Linked DNA regions of Mus musculus: region 2 is linked to region 1. Evidence: chromatin loops called from intact Hi-C (ENCODE). Cell type or tissue: heart. All regions are shown on one strand. Links, peaks and the distances in the headings refer to the core of each region. The heading gives the core; the rest is flanking DNA. Region 1 has its middle 64 kb from the start of Gm39458. Region 2 has its middle 16 kb from the start of Gm39457.

Region 1 (10,253 bases), core at 2,833-7,832:
CCCTCAATGACAGTTCTGCAGAACTGCCACCCAGGGTCCTCCCAGGGCTTCCTGGTCCTCCTGGCAGCTGCTGGCGGGAGGCTCTCCGCTGCTCTGCATAAGGGAGGGCCATCTGCAGGGCGAGTGCAGAATTTACAATGGACATGAGTGCACTAGACAGGGGCTTAGATCAAAGAGGGCGCCCGAGTTTGTGAAGTCCTTTCATCTTCTCTGATGAAGGATGATACAGAAACGTGAAGTTCGGATGATTGTTTCACTGGGTTCCGGACAGAGCTGGACCGGAACTCACCCAGATGGCCAAGCTAGATGCCCTGTGTGGATGGCTCTATAACACACAGACAGGCCAGTCACATAGTCTAATTCTCTGGTATGTGTTAGTCAATTACATCATCTAAGTGACCTTTATGGTCCTACAAAAAAATCACGACTCAGATTGCTATAGATGTAGCATGAAATGTACATATTTTGTTGCTATATGTAGAAAAAGCCGTATAAGTCAGTAAAGGAAACAGTAAGGACATGTGGGTCTGCCGGCGCCTCTCCAGAGAGAGCCTGGGAGAGACGTCACCCCTAGAATAAAGCGCTCGCTTCACTTCACAGGGATCAGTAGGAAAATTAACAAGGGCCCCTCGTTCTGTTCCATAATTCATTCTCTTTGTTTTAGACATTGAGCTAAGCTGGTGACTCGAAACCACGAGGAAGCTTTTAAACCCAGATCTGGGCCTGGCAGTTTTTGCCTTCCCAGTGACTTCTCCCATCATTAGGGAGATGGACATCATGCCAGCTTGTCATTCAAATTCCCTTCCAATTTAACTCCGTGTCCTTCACAGGCACCCACTGTTACCTCACAGCAGATAATGCTGCTTTTCAGGCTCACCGCCCTCCATTGGAATTGCACTTGTGGCTGGATTTAGTCCTTGGCTTGGGGCTAAGTTAAGATGCGGGAGTCCAAGGGGAGACGGAGAGCTGTCTGTCTCCCTGTGTTTACCTGACCTTGTAAACAGGGGACCAGCTGCTGTTTCCTGCTTTCTGCCACTGGGGAAAATGGAAGGCCACAGGAAGGTGACAGCTGAGGGTCCCACAGTGGGTCCCCAGGGTGGGTCACTCATCGGGCTGTCAATGCAGCTGTTGCTTGCTTGGGTTGGGGCCCTGTGCCAATTTGGACGCTGGCATCCCGGTGACAGCAGCAGCAGAAAGGGCAGGGAGATAAGGAAAGGGGGAACCTTGAAAAGGCTCCAAATGATAGTTGGCTTGCTTGTGACATAACATCCCCCTTCCCACAGCCACCACTCCCCTATACTCAGAGGGATGTCGGAGACATCGTAGGTGAGCTGAGTACATTTGCAGTGAGATGGGCAGCAAGCCCTACCAAGTCATGCTGGTGGCTTCGAGAGCAGAGGACCTACCTAGCCCATGGCTGCTGTCCATTGCTTGCAGTAGCCTCCTTCCCTGCTCCTGTTTTCATGTCAGGAGAGAGAGAAGACTTTCTCCTTGCAGCCAGAGAGAAGAAATACAACATAGAGATGCCAGTTTATAAAGAGTGTCATGTTTAAATGGGTCAGATGCTTGGGGTTCAACGGGTCAGTCAGGGTCACACCCTAAGACCATGAAGCCACGATGTCAGCCCGAGATACTCCACGGATCCCAAGAACCCCCATGAAGATGCCCCTCTGAGTCAAATGTTGCTATGGACCTTAGGTGGACAGTGTGGGGACAGGTTAGCTCTATATCTAGCATCTATTTAACTGTTATTCAGTCTCTTCCCCAAATGCCAGCAGTGTCACAGAAGAGACAGTTGTCCCCCTGGCCACCCACCCTCACTGAGCAGCCAGGGTTGATATGGCAAACCTAGATCTAATTACCCAGCGCCTGCAGAGCAGCAAGGTAAGGCCAAGCTCTCAGGAGCATTTCTGCAGAAGGAGTGATCACACTGCACAGTAGGATTTGCAGCAACTAAGATCACTTGCTCTGTAAACCGAGAGGACACGCTGCAGGTCAGACAGCACCAAAAAGGGCTCCTTGGAGAAAAGCTGTGTCTCCAGTCTCTGCTGAAAATGAAGGTGGCAGTACGGGCAGAGGCCAATCTGTTCTCAAGAGGACAGAGACCACTGTTGTAGAGGAGCGGGGTTAGTGACAAGAGAAGTTTCCGACAGGGAGAACACAGTGCTGAGCAAAAGCTTTGGGTCTTTGCTCTGTCCTCATCCCTAGCAACAAACCTTTCAGAGCTTCTGGTTTTTTTTTAAATATAATCTTGTTTGCTTTTATGTGCACATGTGTATGTGTGTGCCTTCTTTTATGTGCACATGTGTATGTGTGTGCCTTCCTGTCTGTTTGTTTACCGTGCGTTTGCAGTAAGTGTTCTTGGAGGCCAGAAGAGAACATCAGACTTCCTAAAACTTGAGAGCTGGAGTTACAGACAGCTGTGAGCTGCCATGTGGGTGCTGGAAATTGAACCCTGGTCCTCTGCAAGAGCAGCAGGTGCTCATAACCACCTAGCCATTTCTGCAGCCCCAGAGCGTCTGATTTTTCTAGGAGGATAGAGTGAAGATTTCTTCAAACTTTTAAAATTTATTACTGAAGTTTTCATGAAACACTCCATTTAAGGCTTTGACCCCATCATTTTATGCAAAGTTTTAGCAATTGAATGTTCCAGGGGTCTTACTGCTCATTAATTTAAAAATACAAACAAACAAACAAGCAAGCAAAACCCAAACAAACAAAGTTTGAAAAGAGTACCCTGGCATGAGTTCTCAAAGTGTCAGAGACAGAGAGCTTTAGGGAGGGAGAACGGATTGGTTTTGTTTCCTTTGTGTATGTATAACTTGGAGAAAAACTCGGAACAGGATATCCAAGGATAAATTTCATCCTTTATATATTTAAAAAAAACAATTTTTTTTTAGCCAGTATTCTTATCCTGGCCCCACTTCCTGTCCTGTCTACCTCCTGACTGTGGATGCAATGTGACCAGTCAGACCCCACAGCTGCTGCGTGCCTCCTTATCCACACAGAAGACTGTATTTTCTCAACGGTGGGTCAGAGTAAACCCTTCCTCTCTTCCTGTGCTTTTCAGGCATTTGGTCTCAGCCAGGAGAAAAGCGGCTAACACAGTTTAGCAGCAGGGAAAGGTCTCCCAGGGTAGCCTTGTCTTGTCTTGTTTGTTTGTTTTTAAGGGGAAATTATCTGAGAAATACTACATGGGAAGATAAAAGCATACAGGAAAGAGCTGTTTTGTGATTGGTTCAAAAACCTGTCTAAATAAGGATAAGAATCTTTGAATTTAAATCTGCACATGGATGACCTCAGGGAGCTAAAAATAACCATGATATGAATGGAGTAGCATTGAGCCGGGCTGTGGTGGTGGCTGTGGTGGCCCTGACCTTTAATCCCAGCACTGTGGAGGCAGAAGCAGGCAGATCTCTGAGTTTGAGGCCAGCTTGGTCTACAGAGGGAGTTACAGAACAGCCAGGGCTACACAGAGAAACCTTGTCTAGAAAAACAAACAAATAAACAACAAATAAAAATAATGGGGTAGTGCTATTGTGGCTTTATGTGGTATACACACACACACACACACACACACACATACACACGTACATATCTACAACTATATAAGTGTATAAAGTTGGCCTTCATAGGCATATAGACTCAGGAATATTCAGTGTCCAATTCCTGCTGTTGTGACTTGGATAGGTGTGGTAGGGTGGTGGGCCACAAACCCACTACACAGGAGCCTCGATCTACTCAAGACTGAACTACATAATCTATTCAGAGAGTGACCTCTCTGCTCTTAGCTCAACCAGCCAGCTGGAGCTGTACAGATAAGAGGCAGTAAGATTTCTCAAAGAGGGGAGGAGTTTATAGACAGGAGGCCAGCAGTGTGTGTGTCCCTGGGGAAAGCTGGGAATGATTTCTGAGCCACATGACTAGGGAGAGAAAAGATTGGTTAGGAGCAGCCTGGCTAGGTCAGACTGCAGATGCTGGGGCAGACTGGAGGATCTGTCACATCCACAGCAGGTAGCTCCTTTTCACCTCCAAGGAAACCAAGTTCCTGCCCACAACCTCTGCAGGGCTGAATACAGGTATTTGTATAAGGTTTTCAAAGATGTTGTTTATAACAGCAGCAACAACAAAAAGCCCAACAATATTGTGCACTGATGTTTAATGAGCCCTGAGTTTCCAGCATTTCTCACATCTACAAAATCACATTCGGGCCCTGGGATCCCATATCCAATAGCTGCTGTGATGTCCAGGGAGACAGAATCTACAAACTTTTAAGTATCAGTCACCACTAGCTTCAGGGTTTAGCACCCCTGCTCAGCCATGAGAATGTAGCCAATCTAGGATGGGACGAGGTCCTTTACTCTATGGAAGGTCCCAAAACAGAAACCCACCCTGGCTTCTCTTGAGAATTTACAATGTATGTTTAAAGAGAACGTTCTGGAAACAGTGTTTCAGTGACTCTTAACCAGTGGCTGTAAGTCAGAGAACTGTGGAAGGCAGCCCAGGGGACCTGCTGGGAGGGGACAGGGTCTTTCTCCATCCTGCTGGGAGGGGACAGGGTCTGTCTTTCTTGATCTGGACCTCATGTTTGCTCCTGGGTGGTTCTCTGCATGGGCTGCTTTTCTCTCTCTGTTCTTTCATTTATTTGCTTCTGGTCAGGGTCTCATGCACCCCAGGCTGCCCTTGAGCTTCCTACATAGCCAAGGATAGTCTTGAACTCCTGATCCATCTGCCTCTACCTCCCATGTGCTAGGACTACAGACATGAGCCACTACACAGTTTATGCATTGTTGAGATTCGAACCCAGGGCTCCAAATATGCTAGATCTCTTTATATTACAGGTGGGATTCATTTGTTGACCATGCTAACCCCATGTCCCTGAGAGGGACTACTATTACAGGGTACAGCCTTGTGTGAAGGTGAAGGTAATTTCAGCGCCAGCCGTGAGTCAGGCATAGGTCTACATTCCAGAGAGCAGAGTCAGAGCCCGTGCTGGAGAAGAGAACTCCTGGGCCTTGGCCTGAGTTCCTACTTCTCTGCTCAGCTCATGATCCCTCCTCACATCCCACAGTCACAAGGCCAGGCTTCTAGAAAAGCCCCCCTCCCCCATGTTTTATCTGGCAGAACACTGGGACAATAACTGGACTAGCTTCAACTGACCAGGAAACCAAAGCCCTACAGAAAGACGCCTCATGAGTCCTGCCAAACTTCGTGTTCCCTGCCAGTCCCGGGCTGGCTGGACAAACAGCCTTGCCAGGGTTTGCATTTGTGAGGAGGGCGAATGTGCTGTGTGGAACCACAGAATGGAAGTTATGTACTTTCGGGGAAACAGTACAAGCAAACTCAGGCTCGGTTTCCATTATGCGGCTTCTGAAAGGGCTTCACCTCCTGCGTGGAAGGGAGTGGGCTCTGGGGCAACAAAGGCGTTGCCTCTGTGGCTTTTCTGAAGCAGTATGTGTGTGCTTGTCAAAACATACCTTTCCTGCGAACTTTGAAGACAGGGTCTGTCTGCCTGCCAGAAAGGGGAAGAGAGAAAATTCCACTCTGCAGCCCCTTTGGCCTGTGCACAGGGCAGGATCCTCTCTCACAAAGGCATTCCTTCACAGTTGCAAAGCCAGCTTCCCCAGAGATTTCCCACCACCGCAGTCTGACTGGGTCTGGAGGGTGGAGAGCTGGCACAGGGATGTTTTCTCCATCATGAAACAGAAAGGTAAATAAAGCTCTGCTCCGTGGAGGGCCAGGGCCCCCAGGGCTTAGGGAATTGTGAAGCAAGTGTCCGTTAAAAACTCCTCCTTTCTGTGGCTGCAATCATCCCCTTCAACTGCTGTAGCCCCTCTGATAGGAGTAGGGAAACCTCCGAATTGGGAGATAACCTGGGCCTGTAGCTGGAGCAGAGCTTTCAAACCCCACATGGCATCGAATCAGCAGATTGTCTGTCCAGACCTCCCTATCTTAGAAGTTTGATCTGCAGTCAGCCTCTCTCTGGAGTCACAAGAGGACCTCCAATCAAAGCAAAGTTCCAGTCAGGTGGGACCCTATCTACAGTACACAGCACAGGCATTCCCTCCTACTACTCAGTGGCCCCATTTCCTTGCTGGCTCCAGATTCTCAGCTCATAATTAGGGCTGAGGGTGAGGGAGATAGCAGTTAAGTATCTCCTGTGCAAGCCTAAAGACTTGAGGTCAGCCTCCAAAAATCAGGCACAGAAGCGAACATCTGTAATCCCCGTGCTGAAGGGGCAGGGCTGACACAGGAGCAGTCCAGGACCCTCCTGGACAGCCAGTCTTGCTGAAATTGGTGAACTTTCAGTTCAAAGAGAGACCTTGTCTCCAAAAGTAAAGATGGATGTCATTTGAGAAAGACATCTGGGATGCTGGCCTCTGGCATTCATGCATACATATGCATACATACATGCATACATATGCATACATACATGCAAACAAGCACACACATGTATACACATACACAGGAAATAATAAAAAAAAGAAAAACAAACTGCTTTGATTAATGTCTAATTCATTGTACATTCACATAGCCTTCATTAAAGGGCTTGAAAAATGACACCCTGAAATAGCTAAATGTAACCCCTTGCTTTATGTTTGTTTAGCTAGGAAATTTTTCCCTTATAGCCATCACAAAGTTGAACTACTTCACTCAGCCCCAGCGGCCTGACACAACTCATGGTGAATTCAAAGGAGGTCACTATTTTCTGAGGTCAACTTTATTTTTTTCCTAAGTAGAAGTTTAGTGCCACAGCCTTCCAGTATGGCGTCTGTTTGACTCACTGTGTTTGCCCGCATACCAGGCGGACCTCAGGAAGCTACAGAAACAATGTAGCAAGGATAAGGGTGAGACCACTTAAGGAAATAGTATCTGGTCAGAAACCTGAATTGTTTTCTGCTGGCAGAGGCTGGGCAACATGTAAAAGCTGGTTTCCTGTTGCACATAACTTTTAAAGATTGATTTATTTGTGTGTATACCTGAATGAGATTATGCATACCATCTGCCTGCGGTGTCCTCAGAGTTAAGGTTATGAGCAACTGTGAGCCACCTGATGTCAATGCTGAGAACCAAACCCAACTCCTCTGGAAGAGAAATAGGTCCTCTAACCCTGGGCCGTCTCTCCAGTCCTCTATATAGATTTTACTATTATAAAATTTATTGAACTGGTTTTTTCTTCCTTCCTTCCTTCCTTCCTTCCTTCCTTCCTTCCTTCCTTCCCTTTGTTGGCATTTTGCCTGCATGTATATCTGTGTATAGAGCTTGAATCCTGGAGTTACAGAGCTGTGAGCCACCATGTGGCTGCTGGGAATTGAACCTGGGTCCTCCCCAGCCCCCCTTATCAAACTGATTTTCAGTGCCCTGTTCTCTTATTATTCTGGAGTGGCAGCTCAGCGGATAAGAGCACTGGCTTCTCTTGTGGAAGACTTGGCCTGGTTCCCAGTGCCCACATGTGAGTCACAATCACCTTTAACTACAGTTCCAGAGGATCCAATGCCATCTTCTGGTGTCCGCAGGAACCAGGCACATATGTGATGTGTGTTTATGCAGACAAAACACTTACTTACAACATAAAAATTAAAACAAAAACTTTAAAGAGAAGGGCTAGCCCCTGAATCCCAAGGCATCCAATTGCCCAATCCAGAGACTGGGACAAGGAAAAGCATCCAGAGTTACAGAATTGGTGAGCAGTAGTCCCGAGACTCAACCCTGACCTAGGATGCTGTCCTGCTTTCTGTTGCTCTGATCAAACACGCTGATAAAAGCATCTTGGGAGGAAAGGGTTTATTTGGTTTACACTTCCAGGTCACAGACAGTCATTGGAGAGAAGTCAGGGCAGGAACTTGAAGCAGGCACCTTGGAGAGATCCTGCTGGCTGGCTCCCTCTCAGGGTTAGGCTCTGCTAGCTTTCTTACACAGCCCAGGACCGCCTTCCCAGTGCCACCTATAGTGGGCTGAGCCCTCTGGAATCAAGACTATCCTTTACAGCCATGCCCAGTGGCCAGTCACACCTGAGAAACCCATCAATGGAGACTCCTTTCTTAGGTAACTGGAAGATATGGTCAGCTGACAGTTAAGGTTCCCCAGAGCTTGTAAACTCTAGGGTGCCTGTTTATTACCACGGCCTCAGTGGAAGACAGATTCTGACTCGGGAGTGAAGTCCTCCCTCTTAGCAAGGTCTTTCCCGTGGGCAAATCAATGCTGTCAGTCAAGGATCACAGTGAAAAGCAGATGTCCTGATGCTGTAACAACAAAATGGTTTCAGGTATCATAGCAGAGAAAGAAGGGTTCCCTATGGCCCCACAGAGGCTTAGGTCCAAAGGCAACGTGGGAAGGACTGTGCAGAGAGGGTCCTTTGATTCTGCTGTTCCAGTTCCTTTGTGTGAGTGTGTCTGTATGGATGTGTGTGTGTGTATTGTCTGTATGGATGTGTGTGTGTGTGTGTATTGTCTGTATGGATGTGTGTGTGTGTGTGTGTATTGTCTGTATGGATATGTGTGTGTGTGTGTGTATTGTCTGTATGGGTGGGTGTGGGTGCATGTGTGGGTGTCTGTATGGATGGATGTGGGTGCATGTGTGTGTGTATGGATGGATGGGCGTGTGTGTATTGTGTGTGTGTGTGTATTGTCTGTATGGATGTGTGTGTATGTGTGTGTGTATTGTCTGTATGGGTGGGTGTGGGTGCATGTGTGTGTGTCTGTATGGATATGTGTGTGTGTGTGTGTGTATTGTCTGTATGGGTGGGTGTTGGTGCATGTGTGTATGCATGTGTGTGTGTGTGTGTATGGATGGGTGTAGGTGCATGTGTGTATGCATATGTGTGTGTGTGTGTATGGGTGGGTGTGGGTGCATGGGTGAGTGTCAGTGCACTTGCATCTGTGTGTGCTTGCATGGGGAGGCCAAAGGTCAACCTCAAGGTCATCCCTCAGGCACTATCCACCTAGTGTTTTGAGACAGGGCATTTCTCTTGCCCGGGGCTCACCAAGTAGGCTGGGCTGGCCAGCGAGGCCCAGAGACCTGCCTGTCTCCACCTGGGCAGCACTGAGATTATAAGCACCTGCCATAGCAGCCAGCTTCCCTGTGTGCTCTGAGGACTGGATGGGCTCTGCATGCTCACGTGGTGAGTACAGACTGAGCTTCTAGCCCCAGCACCTCCCACCTCCTACCCCTTGCCTCTTTTCTTCTGCACCTCAGAGAATTTGCTCCCAGAACAGTTGGTACTCAGTTTCATGCCCTGATTCTTGACTGCATCTCTCACTCTACGAAATATTCCAGTTTGACAGAAGCCGATGAGATAAGCCCTGTGTCTTCCAACTGTGTTTCCTGGACCTTTCTAAACAAATTCTCATGATTAAGTCTGCCGAGGAAATGCTTCTGCCGGTCCCGGGTGATTGCAGTAGGAGCTGATGTCATTCCAAACCCGGAGGTCACAGGGGGATGATCCTTCCTGCTTTGGCTGACGTGTTTCACTCAAAGGACCCATGCTTTGCAGGTGTTCCTGAGGAAGAAGTTCAAGAGACAGGGGCCATGAGCCACTCAAGCGAAGGACCGCCATCCCACTCTGGGTAGGGAAAACAGAGGGCTCCAATGAAGCATGCACCATAGCCCTGGAGGAACATTTCTTGTGCTTATCATAGAGAGCGGCCATCTCATACAAAATTCTACATAACACCATCTCTGATTTACAGCCACCCACCATTACCTCCCCGTGGCACATTTACTCTCTCAGTCTATTTTACATTTCTATAACATAATACCTGAGGCTAGACAATTTATACTATAGTAGAGAAACAGAATAGGAAACAGTTCAGGCAGAAGGAAGCAAGGGTGGCCTTGAGTAGAGCAACCCACTCTTGCAGTTCTAATTCAGTCTCGTGAGAGCCGGACCCCTCTCCTCCCCATGACAGCGTTAATCTAGTCATGAGGACGGCTCTCCTGTGTTACGGTTCCTTCCCCCTGCAGTGAAAAGGTGCCACTTTCTCCATCCTGGGGACCAAGGCCTCAGCAATGGATGACTGGGGAGCTCACTCTGCTATCCAACTTTATAGGCACTGCTTTAAGTTGCTCATTACTGAGCAGTTCATAACAAAAGAGAGCCAATGAGCTAAGACTAAAATGACTAAAACAAATGGATATGGTGATCCTATGCCAGTCAGCATGCAGTCAAAAGAAATAAAGAAAAACTAAGTAGTTAATTCCAACCTTTTTCCAGCCCTCCTTCTTCCTGCAGAGGGCTTTCTTTCTTTCTTTTC
Region 2 (10,253 bases), core at 3,260-8,259, 83 kb before region 1:
GCCTTGAACTCCTGACTTGCTTGCCTCCACCTCCTGAGTGCTGGGCTCCTCGTAGCCAGTTTTATGCAGAGCTGGGGTAAACTCAGCTTTGTGCATGCTAGGCAACTCTACCCCACTGAGCCCCGGTCATGACTCTGGACCTGTCACGCTTTTCAATCCATCTTCCCTAGGAAGTGAATGCTACTTAGTTAATCCAACAGACTGAGGAAGGTTAAGTCTCTGCCCTCACCTACTATGATTAATACGTGCAGAGATAGATTTAAATGTTGGTCTGCTGTAGAATACGCTAGAAGGTAATAGAATGAAGCTATTTTCCTTTCAAAAAATGATTCCAAGTCAACAGAGAGATCAAGACAGAGAAAACTGGGAAATATCTGGAGCCCTGAAACACAAGATGGAGGGAGTAGGCAGAAGAAGCTTGCTGAGACAATGGAGCTTGAAACCAAGGGGGTGATGAGGTGTGTGTGTGTATGTGTTTATGTATATATGCACATGCATGTGTTTTTAATGCACATATGTGTGTGCATGTGTGCTTATGTACATGTGTGAACATGTGTGTTTGTGTACATGTGTGTATATGTGTGTTTAAGTATTTGTGTATTTATATGTGCATGTGTGCTTATATCTGTGCACATGTGTGTGTATGTGTGTTTATGCCTGTGTGTATTCGTATGTGTTTATGTATTTGTGTATATGTATGTGCATGTGGGCTAATATCTGTATGCATGTATTTATGTGTGTTTATTGTATGTGCATCTGTGTCTATGTCTGTGTGTATAATTGTGTGTATGCATGTGTCTGTGTCTGTGTGCATATGTTTGTATATGTACATGTGTGTCTATATATGTATGCATATGCTTGTATGTGTGCATATGCTTGTATGTGTGCATGTGTGTCTACATATGTGTTCATATGCTTCTGTGTGCATGTGTGTCTATGTATGCATGCATATCCTTGCATGTGTGTTTATGCCTGTGTGTATTCATATGTGTTTATGTGCATGTGTGCTAATATCTGTATGCATGTATTTATGTGTGTTTATTGTATGTGCATCTGTGTGTATAATTGTGTGTATGCATGTGTCTGTGTGCATATGTTTGTATATGTGCATGTGTGTCTATGTATGTGTGCATATGCTTGTGTGTGTGTGCATGTGTGTCTATGTATGCATGCATATGCTTGCATGTGTGTGTGTGTGAGTGTGCATATGCACACACAGGTTTTGCTTGCTTCATGATAGTCATGCACGAAAGGCTCAGCACTGTGAACCCAGCAACTCCAGGAGGCTGGCAGGGTGGAATGCTGGAGAAGTCAGATAAATGGTGAAATGAGGTTGCAGGTAAGAAAAGGCTAGTCAAAGCTGGCTAAAGCTGTGTGACAAGTAGGGTCATTCTCTGCTCTCTTTGGTTTGAAATCTTCAGATATGACGAGATAAAACTGTACTAGCTTTGCTATTGATTACGGAAGCATGCTTTTACACCTGGCTCTTTTTCTTTCCCTGTTACAGGAATTGAAACGAGGACCTCGTGCCTGCTTGTCACGTGCTGTATCACTGAGCGCCATCTCCCGCAGGTTTTGACACTGGAAGCTGCTTAGCAGAATACCTTGATTACAGGACTGGAGGGCAGCTGATTCATACAGTACCACGTGCGCTCTCTCGGGCCGTGCGAGGTATCCTGGTGTCCCAGGCGACCTGGAGAATTTGGAAGTCATTTTTCAACCTCCATGGGCTTCAGTCTTTGTCTGTGCTGTGGGAATGAGGATTGGGGGCTGAACTCTGTATCATTTGGATACAGCGGAGCTGGTGTTGTCCATGGGCACGGACAGGGATAAGGTTGGGGAGGGGATGCTCCTAGAACATTCCATGGGAAAGCAAAGGCTGACTGGACTGGACTTTCTTCTCCGGTGCTTGGATTTCTCTTTGGCCAATTTGGAAGGCGACACACATACTCTAGGGAAGATTGTGTCCAACAGGAGCAGCAGCAGTTGACTTACTGGAGGCACTCTGCAGGGAGCCAGTGTCTGCCACTGGTGACAGTGACTAATGAAGCAGCCTGAAGGACTGCATGTGGCCGAGGACCAGGATGGCTGATCCACATCCACCCAGAGCAAAATCGAAGGCTCCAATTTAGCCTGCTGAGCAAACATATTTATGGAGGCTTATTGAACACAAAATTAATTTAGGAGGCATTAATCTGCAGAGGACTGGACTGGCAGCTACAGTGGGACCCTTAATGGATGGCGGTAACAAAATGAGCCAGGCTGCCACGATCCTTTCTTTAAATGAGAAAATATGAGTTCCCCCAGTGCATTGTGTACTCTGAGACTTTCTCTAGAGTAATTCAGCCTCCGGATAGAACGAGGGGACAAAAGAGAGTCCTGAAGAAAGTAGGTCCTCAGAAACTAGCATCTTCATGTCAGGGTTAGCCTCGAGACGGGCAGCTGCGGAGGGACGCCTTCTCCTCTCGCTCTGGTTTTGTAGCACTCTGGTGAGCCTTAGCTTACTGGGGGACCTCCTGAATGAACCACAGGGAGCCCGAAATCGATACAAAAAGCAAGAGGAATTTATTGTTCCAACGACCGTCCCAGCCTGTTTGGTCAGTCTTCATACAGTTTTTCAGAGCAACAGCCATTAGGCACAATGTGATTGGCAGAACAGTGTGGCTTTTAAATCGATTGGTCTCTGGGGAATGAGGTGGCAGGGTCTGAGCTGCAGAAGGTGTTTACCTGGTCTAAGCCTCCCCCAACTGCAGGTCCGTCTGTCCTGCGGTGGAATGCTAATTAGCCTGCCCCTTCTGGAGGAGAAGGGGAGGAGGGTCTGGTGGAATTTTCAAAAAGGACCCGAGCTGACCTTTTCAGTTTCTCTGCTGTGCCCTTGGCTTGGGGTTGGGTTTCCTTGCTCTCTATCCACGAGTGCAGACCAACACTAGGAGCACCCAGGAGGATGTTAGAAATACAGACTCTCAGATCCTGCCCCACATGGGCTTTAGCAGTGAATGTATTTAGACCAGGACTCCAGTTGATGTCTGTGTGTGCATATGCTCAGGTGTATTTGTGTAAGTGCAGGAGCACATGTGTGCGTGTGCATGTGGAATCGAGGGGCCGACCTTAGGCGTTGCTCCTCAGGCACTAACCCCGATGATTTTTGAGACAGGGTCTTTTCCCTGGGACTTGAGGTTGATACCTAGGCTAGACTGGCTAGCCAGGGAGTCCCCGGGGTCCCCCAGTCTCTTTCTCCCCAGTACTGAGATTATAAACACACACCATCACACCCTGGCTTCTAAAGTAGGTGCTGGGAACTGAACTGGTGTCCTCTGTAGGAGCATTTTTGGGCTTTTAACCACTGAGCCTTTTCTCCATCCCCTTTTAGTCTTTAGTTTTCCATTTTATTTATTAGTACTGTGTGTGTGCACGTGCACATGTGTGTGCTATGGTGCCTCTGAGGAGGTCAGAGAGCTTGTGGGAGCTGGTTCTCTCCCTCCACTGTGGGGTTCCATTCATCTGGCTCACTGGCCCTATCCTACATTCTTGGCTTTCCTATTTCTGTCTCATTTTTCTGGGCAGTACTAAGTTGCTTGTTGATAGGTTGTATCTCTGTGGTGAAATGAGCTAATTCAAACCAGATTAGATTACAGATGCAGGTCCGTTGGGAAGCTGCTTTGGGCTGAGTTCACTGGCCCCAAGGACTGAGAGGACTGAGAGAGAGAAAGAGAGATAGAAAGGGCCTGAGGGGAGAGGGGGGGGGGGAAGAGGAGAAGAACAGAGGGAGAGGGGGAGGGAGGAGAGGGAGAGGGGGAAGCACTCTCACAATCTGGGGGAAGGACAGCCTAGCCCCTGGGCTAGAAAGTTCAGGGTTAGCTGGGCAGTGGTGGCGCACCCCTTTAATCCCAGCACTTGGGAGGCAGAGGCAGGTGGATTTCTGAGTTCGAGGCCAGCCTGGTCTACAGAGTGAGTCCCAAGACAGCCAGGGCTACACAGAGAAACCCTGTCTGGAACACCTCCCCTCCCCCCCAGCCCCCTCCCCCCAAAAAAAGAGAAAGTTCAGGGCTGGTGGCAGTGTATGCCAGGTAGGAACTGAGGGATGTTAGGAGAACCTGGAGGTCAGGTCTGCTTTGATATGTAAAATATGCACCTCAGACCCTCATCCTGGGGTTGGAAACTAAACACTTGTATGTGTGAAAACACCTTTGTTCTGTAGCTTGTGTGACTGGCTTGTGGTGGAGCCCCAGGTGGGGAGTTAGTCTCTTCAGATGTTTGCAGCACACTGGGCTGTTTCTCCAAGACCTGTCAGTATGGCTGTTTCCAATGGAATCCCTGAAAGCCTTGGAATCTTCCACTCTTTTTTGGGGGGGGCGGGAGGGGTGTTCCAGACAGGGTTTCTCTGTATAGCCCTGGCTGTCCTGGAACTCACTCTGTAGACCAGGCTGGCCTCGAACTCAGAGATCCGCCTGCCTCTGCCTCCCAAGTGCTCGGATTAAAGGCGTGCGCCACCACTGCTCTGCTCACCTTCCATTCTTACCTGACCCACATTATGGAATCTTTCTTCATCAGTATGCTAGGTTCTTGGTGGCATAAGTTTTATTTCTTTTGAAAGTTTTCTTACTTGTTCATTGTTTTTTCGAGAGTCTCTCGGGGTAGCCCTGGAATTTGCTATGTGGCGTAGACTGACTTTGAACTCCCAGAGATCTGTCTGCCCGTGTCCTCCCTTTGCTTCAGCGGGGACCTTTGAACACCTCCTCATTGGTTTTATTCAGTTGCCTCATTAACTTTGGGGAGTATGTCCTGGGGACAACATTGGCTCCTATTTTACATTTATTCCCATTTTACTGTCTGATACATTGATGGAGCTTATTATTGGTTGAACGTGATGAAACAGTGAAGCCAGTATAGCTCTCTCCTTCCCTCTTTAAACGAAATTAGGCTTTCTGAATGTGGGGATTAAAAGGCTTCATCCAGGAAGGATGGCACACAGGGTTTTGGGTTCATAGACTCTTCAGCGACGTGTGGATCTGAGGACTTACCACTGCAGTTATAGAATACTGAGTTCCAAGGCAAGGCACACTATTTATTTAGCTTTTTAAATTACGCCAAGGGAGCGACTTGGTCGGGGAGCTGGCACAGTCAGTCAACAGTGCTTGAGGACCTGAGCTAGAACCCAGAACCCAAGTGAAAGAGCCAGCTATGGTGGTGCATGGTTGTACCCAGTGCTGGGGAGATAGAGGCAAGTGGGTCTCTGGGGCTCCCTGGCCAGGCAGCACAGTCCAGTTGGAAAGCTCTATGCTAGTGGGAGACGCTGACTCAAAGAACAAGATAGAAGGCACCTAAAGACTGACAGTCGAGGCTGTCCTTGCTTCCACACAAGTGTGCGTGCGCACCTGCACACGCGAGAACATACACAGAAATGGATGTGTGCACACAGACGTGCATTGGGAGACTCTGAATGGTCCCCATTCTCTGGAGTACGTGACAAGTTCCCTTTTTGCCTGTGGAGTCCTTTCTTGGACCACGGTCTCTGCTTTTGAGTTTTCACTCTTCCCAAGATGAGATCTTTGCTCAGCTGAGCAAAGTCACCTGGAACACCAGCCCCTGCCTTCTCTTTCCAAGGTCGTTCATAGGGCATCCCAGCCTTCTGATGTACTAAACAGCTGTAATTGGAGAAAATTTAATAAACAGCCATTAAGTTGCTAATAGAAGCGTCAGGACTCATCTATTTCATAAGTTCTAATAATTAATAAAGATTAGCTGCAAATACAAAGCTACCCAGTGTCTCGGTCTGACCCAGAAATGGCCCTGCAGCCTCTTTCTCTTACCCTGGTGGCCGTTAACCAGGCAGGAGATCGTGGGGCCCTCTGCTCACTGCCACTGGAGGGCAGCAGTGGGAACACAAGGCAGGGAGAGAGGATAACTGGGGGAGGGTCTCAGCTGAGTTTCCTCTCTCTCCTAAGGTCTTGCTACTGGGAGGTTAGGGAAGCTAAGAGGACTTCCCCCCCCCCCCCCCCCCGGGTTCCAGCGATGGTGGTGAGTCTTTCTAAATCATTGTATGGGGCTGGGGAGATGGCTCAGTGGCTAAGAGCTCTGCTGTTCTTTCAATTGCCATATGGGAGTCCACACCCATCTGTAACTCTAGTTTCAGGAAATCTGACCTCCTCTCCTGCTGTCTACTGACACCAGGCTCAGAAGGGGGCACAGACATTCATGTAGGCAAAAGACCCATAGGCATAAAACAAAAACTATAAATCTTCACGTGTGCATAGGATGTGTATGTGTATATTGTGTGTGTGTGCTGGCATACGTGTAACGCAGTAAGCCCACAGAGGTCAGAGGAGAACCTTGGGTGTCACTCTGTGCCTTCTACCTCATCTAAGGTAGGGCCTCTTTCTTGTTCACTGCTGTGAACACCAGGCTACCCAGTCCCAATGCTTCCAGGAACCCTGGCATCTCTGCCTTCCCTCGAGCCATAGATTAGAGGCACTGGCTTTATCTGGGTCCTGGGGATCCAAATTCAATTCTCCCATCTGCACAGCAAGTGCTTTTACCCACTGAGCTGTCTCCATGGCCTGGCTGATTTCTTTTAAGCCTGGTGCCTTTCCCTCTGGAGAGAGGCTGTGGAGGCCAGGGTGTGGAGGCCAGGCAGGTGTTCTTGGCTCTGCTGTCTGGGGTTTGTTGAGAGAGGGAGTGGTGTGGGAGAGCTCACTTTACTCTGAGGTCCTGGCAGCCTGTGGAAGCCTTCCCCAAGAAGGACCAGTTAAAACAACAAATGGATCAGCCATGCCTTATGTGGCTATTTTAAGGCAAAAGGGAAATAACTTGGATGGAAAAAGAGGTGAGTGGAAATTCAAACCCCTCCATGTCTCCCTCCAATTCATTCCTCCATCTCTATGCCTGTCTTTGTGTGTCTGTCTCTCTGTCTCTATACCTGTCTTTGTCTTTCTGTCTCTGTCTGTCCTCTCTCCTTGTCTCTCTGCCTGTCTTTGTCTGTCTCTATCTCTTTTCCTATCTTTGTCTTTCTTTCTCTCTCTGTCTGTCCTTTCTCTCTCTTTTCTCTCTTTCTCTGCCTGTCTTTGTCTATCTTTGTCTGTCTGTCCTCTGTCTCTTTCAGTCTCCCTCTGTCTCTGTGTCTGTGTCTGTCTGTGTCTCTCTATGTCTCTGTCTCTCTATATCTCTCTGTCTGTCTCTCTCTGTGTCTCTGTCTCTCTGTCTGTTTCTCTCTGTCTCTCTCTGTCTATCTGTTTCTCTCTGTCTCTGTCTCTCTCTTTCTCTGTCTCTCTGTCTGTTTCTCTCTGTCTCTCCCCTCACCACCATCAGGTGCCCTGGAGCTGGCCTCTACTGTGGTGTTCGCCAGATGACCTGCTCCATCTATCTTGCTTTGGGCAGGGCCCCTTGAGAACAGAGTGGGGTTTGTGTCTGCTGCATGTTGAACTTGGCAGGTATGAGAATTACTCATTCCAAGGCAAACTACCATCTTTTAGAAGAGAGGGCTGGGCCTAACATCCGTGCTGGGAATGGGCCATGTGCACAGCCATCCAGGACTGCTCCAAGTGAATAGCCTCCTTCTTCACAGTTCCAACCAGGCCTCCCACTGGGGAGGAGCAGGCATCAGGTCTGGAGGGAACCAGGAGATTTGGGTGCAAGGGTTTGTGGGAACAGGAAGCTCTGCAAGCAGGGGTTCAAGCATCCCTGCCATTGCCAACTGCTGATGTGGACAAATGTTGGCCAGGCCAATGTCACGAGGTGCATGTTCAAGTGTGTGAACTCCATTCAGTGGGAGAGAATGGACTCTTGTTTGCCAAGAACTGTCTCTCCTCCAAGAAAGATGCTGAAGGGCAGGGGGACATTTTCAGAAACTTTTCTCCAGCTTCCCTCTCTCCTTCCCAGGTATCATAGAATCTGTTCCCAGAGAGTTTGCCTTCCAAGGATCAGAGAGGATAGTCTACAGGTCAGAAAAGAAAGAGACCTTCAGCCTCAATTGAAAACTGTTGTCAAAGAGTGAAGTCCCCTGTTGATCCCACCAGTGCAAGTAACTCAGTTCTATCAGAGCTGGCATCCAGATGCCAGCCCCACTGCACACCGGCTGTGTGTGCCGATTTAGCCTCTCTTCGTACAGTCCTGCATAGATGGTGGGAGGGGCCTGTTGACTGTCACACAGGTTGTGGGGGTTGAGGGGAAATGTGTGGGAACGTGCTTATGCCACTGATGTCTTAGCTGTTCACTCTGACACAGGACCTTCACTCAGAGCTCCTAAGGGAAAAAGGGGAACAGTGCTGTGGAGGCCATTATGTCCCCTTTACATTTGGGAAGCGTTGCTGGTGAGTGTGATGGTGCTGGCAGCCCCACATCTGGGACAGAGAAGACCCAAGTTTCAGGGTCTGTCTTGTGTATGTTCTCTTGGTACCTGGTGTAAAGTAAAGAGCTCCAACAGGTTATAAGGTTGCACATTTTCATGACCTGTCTCAGTGTGTCCAACTGGCTCCCTGAGAGCCTCTTGCAACCCAGAATGACTGTAAACATGTCCCAACTCAAGACTGTAAACTTTTTTTTTTAAGACTTATTTATGTAAGTACATCGTAGCTGTCTTCAGACATTCCAGAAGAGGGTGTCAGATCTCATTACGGATGGTTGTAAGCCACCATGTGGTTGCTGGGATTTGAACTCAGGACCTTTGGAAGAGCAGTCGGTGCTCTTAACCATTGAGCCGTCTCTCCAGCCCCTCAACACTGTAAACTTACTTAAGCATGAACTAAATTTAAAAATTCTTTGACATTTACTTATTCATAGATTGTATGTGGTAGTGGAGGTGGGGGATGCTGCAGAGCTTGTGTGGAGGTCAGAGGGGAGGTAGAGGGGGGTCGGTTCTCAGACATGTGACTGTGTGACAGACCTGCAAGCAGGCAGAGAACATCTCTCTTTGTCTTCTTGTGACATGCTGTCATTGTCAGCTGGAAAGCCACCACGAACTCTGTGCCTCCCTGGAGTCAGACGACAGCTTTAGGTCCTGACCCCCAAACCAATGATTAATCCCGTTCTTTCCCCCTAACGCTCTCTGCTCCCCCAGAGTTTGGGTTTTGTTTCATGGTCTTAAGACTTTTTATTAAATATGTAGTTCTTCAAACTCCAAACCAACACTGAGATAGTGCTGCACTCAGAAGTGCTTGTACGAGACCCCATGTTCCCTCCTCACACCCCAGGCATGATGGTGCATGCGTGTAATGCCAACACTCAAGCAGCAACAGAAGGATCAGGAGTTCAAGGCCAGCCTTAGCTACATAGCAAGTTCAAGGACTGCTTGGGCTATCTGAGACCCTTTCTCTAAACACAAACAGCACACACACACACACACACACACACACACCCCACTCAAAGTAAAACCTCCTGTAAAAAAACACCACAGAATGACTCCAAAATATCGCAGAGAGGCACACCTTAGGCTCCAATCTCGGGTTTGTTCCCTTTGGGTCTGCCTTGTAGTCCCTGTCACCAGTATCCTCTGCATGAGCACTACAGCACCATGGGAATGTGGGTTGATGCCCACCACGTGCAGCGCTGATGCCTGCTACACACAGTGCCCATGGGGGTGCGTGCTGACACCTACCACGCACAGCGTCATGGGGACGCGTGCTGACGTCCACTACGCATAGCTCCATGGGGACGCATGCTGACGCCCACCGTATCCAGTTACTCCTTCCATACTTATTATATTTAGAAACAAAAGTGCTCTCCTGGCTGTCTGGGGTGGTTTCTTCTCTGTTTGGGCTTCAGGGCTTTGGTCACCCGTCTTTACCCCCTTCTTAGCAGCAGCATTCTGGCTTGGTTCCGGGTGGCCCACTACCCTCCCTAAGGCTTGTTTTATTTTCATTCCACATACATTTTGGGTGGTCCATTCCACCTTCAGTTTCTCCCCGCCGATCTTTTTCTTTATTCTGCTACATCGTTACTGCTTAAACCCTGTAAGGTGGAGCTTCTGCCTCCTTTGAAGAGAAGTCCGTCTGACCCGAGGTGGGGGGGGGGGGGGAACTGCAGTCTTCCTGTTCTCCCATATTCCTCTTGAGTTGGGCCAGAGAAGGTCCTGAGGGAGCAGGAGGAGTCTTGGCAAAATGCAAGTGTGTTCTTCCCTCTGGCCTCTAATTGTGGAAACAGAATATTCCAGCACTTTGAAATGTTTTTTTCCCATGAGTGTCCAGTGAGGAATACATTGACTCGAGGAAATCTAGAATGTTCCTATCTAAACTTGTCTGGTCTTCTACAACACGGGTGCT

The links. Hi-C counts contacts between places; a loop is a spot of excess contacts. Peaks named below come from ENCODE experiments on the same cell type or tissue, not always from the same donor. Only the 100,000 strongest peaks of a DNase experiment are listed, where the experiment ranks them.
Region 2: it touches region 1 in a loop (4-fold over the local background); 3 of 42 quality-filtered maps call a loop at or near these places.

The regions. Positions count from the first base shown.
Region 1 is chr9:120,734,290-120,744,542 of GRCm38, forward strand. No RefSeq gene overlaps it. Among named protein-coding and RNA genes, the nearest start is that of Gm39458, 64 kb to the left of the region's middle. In heart, for the core only: no CTCF peak of the experiment used is centred there; DNase peaks (open chromatin) are centred at 3,902, 5,112 and 5,602; H3K27ac peaks cover 3,432 bases.
Region 2 is chr9:120,651,323-120,661,575 of GRCm38, forward strand. No RefSeq gene overlaps it. Among named protein-coding and RNA genes, the nearest start is that of Gm39457, 16 kb to the right of the region's middle. In heart, for the core only: a CTCF peak has its summit at 5,835 (motif pointing right); DNase peaks (open chromatin) are centred at 5,859 and 7,539; H3K27me3 peaks cover 91 bases.